Linked DNA regions of Homo sapiens: region 1 is linked to region 2. The links are chromatin loops, found by intact Hi-C in ENCODE. Cell type or tissue: heart left ventricle. All regions are shown on one strand.

Evidence for each region. A loop is a pair of places that touch in the nucleus more often than their neighbours do. Peaks named below come from ENCODE experiments on the same cell type or tissue, not always from the same donor. Only the 100,000 strongest peaks of a DNase experiment are listed, where the experiment ranks them.
Region 1: a loop joins it to region 2, with 7 times the contacts of the local background. A loop is called at or near these places in 1 of 110 quality-filtered maps.

The regions. Positions count from the first base shown.
Region 1 is chr10:43,259,156-43,261,655 of GRCh38, forward strand. All of the region lies in intron 1 of RASGEF1A (RasGEF domain family member 1A), which reads right to left. Among named protein-coding and RNA genes, the nearest start is that of RASGEF1A, 6.7 kb to the right of the region's middle. RefSeq lists an enhancer at 212-995. In heart left ventricle, no CTCF peak of the experiment used is centred here; a DNase peak (open chromatin) is centred at 1,266.
Region 2 is chr10:42,776,475-42,778,974 of GRCh38, forward strand. No RefSeq gene overlaps it. Among named protein-coding and RNA genes, the nearest start is that of BMS1, 5.1 kb to the right of the region's middle. In heart left ventricle, no CTCF peak of the experiment used is centred here; no DNase peak of the experiment used is centred here; H3K27me3 peaks cover 1,526 bases.

The DNA.
Region 1 (2,500 bases), 480 kb after region 2:
ACACTCACAGTGACCCCAGGAAGACAGATATCCATGCAGTGTGGCAGTGCTGTGGGATGCAGGAGCAGGCTGGACCTGAGGTTGCATTCTGAGCACCCCAGGGACCAGCTGAGGGCCTGCAAGCACAGCGGGTAGCCTCTTTTCTGGGGGTAGTAGCAGTGGCCCCTGGGACTTGCAGCTGGGCCCTACCCAGACTCCCCCAGGGCTGTGCAGCAGTCATCCACACTTGCAGCCTTCTGCAGAAGACTGGAGTGCCAGCATCCAAGGGCCGAGCAGTGCAGGGGCCTGACTCCAACTCCCCTGCCTCAGAGGGAGGCTAGCTGTGGGGTCAGTTGACACTCCGGAGTCCCCATGGAATCAGGCTAGACTTCCGCTACAACTGCACTTCTGTCCAGCCTCCTCCTCTCCCTGCATGGTGCTTGTCCTTCCCACACAGATGTCTCCTGAGAGCATACCCTCTCTAAACCCCTTCTATCAGAATCCCCAGCCCATGCACTGAGTCATAGCCCTCACAGGCAGGAACGAGATGAGAGGGCACAGAACAAGCACTCAGAAGCCAGGTGCCACCGCTGCACGTTCAGGGGCTCAATAGGCCAGAGGAGGGGGGCGTCCTCACCTCCAGGAGGTGGAGGTGCTCCCCACTGGGGCCATCCAGCTGAGCCCCAAGGTGGGAGTGTGCATTCAGGAGGCACACAGGCAGGGGAAACCACTCACAAAGGCAGGAAGGGGGATGGCCAGCTCAGGAGCTGGACGGAGGGGCAGGGCGGGGACGGCAGGAAGGCTCGGAGAGATGAAGGGAGGCACCAGAGAACCACACCACCTGCTAACATGCTCCCTAGAGCACGGGAGCGACCTGGCCTCAACCTCTGCCTCTGCCCCTCTCTGCAGACCCCAGAGGCTCACTGGCAAAATCAGTGTAATGATGCTGGCATCAAAAAGAGGCACATTAAGTCACATGTCAGTGAAACGCCCAGCAGAGCCCTTGGACAGTAGGCTGGTCAGGGGCCCTCCCAGCATCTGGGTATAAATGCACACACCCAGAATGAATGTGTACACCCAGAGCCCCCAGGCACATGACTGTACACCACACCCAGGCCTGGGCACCGGCAGGGTGGACCGAGGGCACCAGCCTCCCCACACCTGCTGCTCCTTCCTCTCCACTCTGCAACCTGGGCCCTGCCTGGCACTGGTGCTGTCCTGGAGATCCCCTCCTGTGTCTTCCCCTGACAGCGTCCCCGGTTGCCTCACATAAGACAGCTCTGCACTCGGTGCACCACCGGATGCATCTGGCGTCCTGCCCAGGGCTGAGAACACTGTGCTGCCCTGGAGTCCAACCCTGGGTGCTATGGCAGGCCAGAGAGCCACTGTGGAACCCTGGTCCCCACGGGCAGGGCCAAGTGGCTCCCCAGACCCAGACCCCACGGAGAAGCTAGGGTCCGCCCCCCTCTCAGGACCCCAGCAGGCAGACTCCCGTGCCCATAGGAGGCCTGGCCACTGTCCCGCCCCCTCCCACCTTTCCCACTGCGGGAGCCAAGGAAGGCACCTGGGTGTGGACTTCTCCTGTACAACTGGGCTCTCCAGACGTCAGCAGGCAGCAGGGCATGTAGCCCTCGACGGCCGTGATCCACAGCGCTCAGCATTCTATTTTTATCATTTAACCCCAAACTTTCTATTCCATTGTTTCTTTGACCCATCATTCAAACATGTGTTTCAAATTTTCTAAATATACAACTCTTTTAGAGTTATCTATTTTGTTATCACTTTCTCTCTTAATTGCACTGTAGTCGGAACACTTGGCCCGAATAGCAGCTTCTTTGACATTTGTGCGGGCATCTCCGAGCCAGCACTGACTGCTCAGCCTGTGCGCACCCACCAGGCTTGGTGGGTGCCTGGTGACCGCAGCTGTGGGTCTCCCCTCCAGGCCCCACCCATGTGGGAGCGCCCTCCCCCTCGGCCCCGCCCCCTCTGGGAAGTGGTTCTGGCTGCCGTGGCCTTTCCATGAAGAACAGCTGGGACCCCTGGCCATACTTGCCAGCACAGTTTACTATCAGCCCTCTCCACCACCACCACTCCCCGCAGGGCAGTTGATCTGGCCCAGGTACCTGCAGGTCACCTCACAGCAGGTCTAACTCACTCCAGCTTGGTCAAGGTAAGCCCAGCTCCCAGAAACACCTAGGCCAGAGGAGGAAGGGGCACGGGGCATAGAAGGCCCTGTCCCCGTAGCGGGGCTGAGCAGGAAGGGCCCTGCCTGCAATGGACAGTGTGGGCAGGACTTGGGCTCTCCCAGGTGCCACCAATGCTCACCTGGCCTGGCCTCGCCAGTGGGGGACTCCACTCCTCATCCAGCCACCCACTGCTAACAGCAATAATAAAATGAATAATTGATGCAGCCCCCTGCCTGCTCTGAGTAATTAACTCATGAAAGCATCAGGGCACCCCCAGAACTCCCAACCTCATCCAAGCCCCATCCTCCCAGCTGGTCCACTCACCCTGCCTCCAG
Region 2 (2,500 bases):
GACCCTGCCTCCCACCAGCTCACCCTGGTGGGAGCTCAGCCACTGGGAGCTCATTCAGTTGGCTTCTGGCCTTTTTGACACACCAATATCCTTCAGTTTGTAGCAATTCCTTACTTTCTGGCACTGCAAGATGCTTCAGGCTCCTCTTACATATTTCCTACCCTAGCCCTAGACTCAGCCATTTCTCCAAGGAGCTTTGGTTCCTTTTATTGGGGAATGGTTTTAGAAACCGAGATCTGGGAGCTCAGTGTGCACACTAATGCTAGGATGTCATTGCTTTTGGGCATACTAGGCAAACAGAGCTAAGACACACACACACACACACACACAATTTTGACTCTAATCCAGTACCACAATGTTCATTCTAGCTTGCTCACTGTGACTTCTCTCTCCAACAGTGAGAAATCTGGCTCTCACTATCCATGACTCATTTATTCAACCTTAATATGCAGGTAAAGCCATCTCTGACTTGTTAGTGCATATCCCTTGGAGAAACAAATTTACCAACTATAGTACAATGTTTGTGGACAATTCCTTTTATCCTTAGCCTTTCAGTTTCTAGTCATAATATCACTTTCCAAAGTTACTTAGGCCAGTTTGTTTTTTCTCCACATGCTCCAGTGACATTATGTCATACATTTATAGTTCAGTTAGGTCATTTGTTACAAGCTGCATTCCATCCTGGGATTCTCCAGACATCTTGGTTAATTTTTAAATTTCTCATACATTAAAGATCCCCCTTCCTCATGTATGGTTCTATGGGTTTGATCAGGATACAGTCATGTAAGCACTTCCTCAGTATGATACAGAACAGTTCCATCTCCTTAAAATTCTCTCGTGCATCCTCTATGTAGTTAATCTGTCCTTTTCCTCAGCCCCTGGCAACTGCCAATCTGTTTTCCATCCCTACAGTTTTTCATTTTCTGGAATGTAATATAAACAGAACCTTTGGGGATGGCTTTTCACTAGCAAAATGCATTTAAAATCCATCCATGTTATAGTGTGAATCAATAGCTCACTTCCTTTTATTGCCAAATGATTTTCATTGTATGGATACCACAGTGTGTTCATCCATTCATCTGCTTAAAGATATCTTAGTGACTTCACTTTGGGGTAGTTATGAATAAAGCTGCTATACATATTTTTGTATGGACAAAAGTTTCAAATCAGTTGGCTAAATAGCTAGGAGCACAGTTTGCCACATTAAAGCTCAGTAAATTGTTACAAAGTAAACACACTCATCAGCTAGCACAAGCAACAGAACAGCCCTCACCCAGTCGTACATTCCCTCCTCCACAAAAGTCACAATTATCTTCACTTCTGTTGCCACACGTTAATTTTGCCTGGGTTCAAGCTTTGAATGGATCATCTGGTATGTTCTTCTTTGTGTCTGGCTTCTTTCGCTAAGTATCCTCTGTGTTGGTGCATGTGGTGGTTATTTTCATTGTTCTATATCCTTCCATTGCAAATATATATTACAGTTTTGTCTTTAGGTTTTTGCTGGTGGATGTCTGGGTTTTTCCCGGTTTGGATAATGCTATGAACATTCCTTTTTTATTTTTAGACGGAGTCTTGTTCTGTTGCCAGGCTGTAGTGCGGTGGCGCAATCTCGGCTCACTGCAACCTCTGCCTCCCAGGTTCAAGCGATCCTCCTGCCTTGGCCTCTCGAGTAGCTGGGACTACAGGTGTGTGCTACCAAGCCCAGCTAATTTTTTGTATTTTTAGTAGAGATGGGGTTTCATCATGTTGGCCAGGATGGTCTCGATCTCTTGACCTCGTGATCTGCCCTCCTTGGCCACCCAAAGTGCTGGGATTACAGGCGTGAGCCACCACGCCCAGCCAAACATTCCTATGTGCCTTTCTGTATCTACTTCTGTTGCTGGCTCATAGGTAAGTGCATGCTCAGTAATAATAGACATGCTGAACCATTTCCAAAGCATTTCTACCAATTTAGATTACCAATGGTGCCTTATGTTTTAACAGGAGCCCTCTGGCTGCTTCATTGAAAACTGACTGTTTAAGGGCAAAGGTGGGAGCAGGGAGGCCAAGGGAAAGGTTTCGCAGTCATCCATGTGTGACTGCATGGGGCACAGCCCAAAGGGGTAGCAGTGGAAGTAGTGACAAGTGGTTGGATTCTGGTTGTACTTCAAAGGTAGAGTCAACAGGAATTTTCTGATGGATTGGAAATGGAGGATAGAAAAAGCGAATAGACAAAGGTGTGTGGGAGGCATTTTGACTAATCATCTTTATGGATGGAATTGCCATCAACTGAGATTATAAGACTGCTGATGGCCGGGCGCGGTGGCTCACGCCTGTAGTCCCAGCACTTTGGGAGGCCGAGGCGGGCGGATCACGAGGTCAGGAGATCGAGACCATCCCGGCTAAAACGGTGAAACCCCGTCTCTACTAAAAATACAAAAAATTAGCCGGGCGTAGTGGCGGGCGCCTGTAGTCCCAGCTACTAGGGAGGCTGAGGCAGGAGAATGGTGTGAACCCGGGA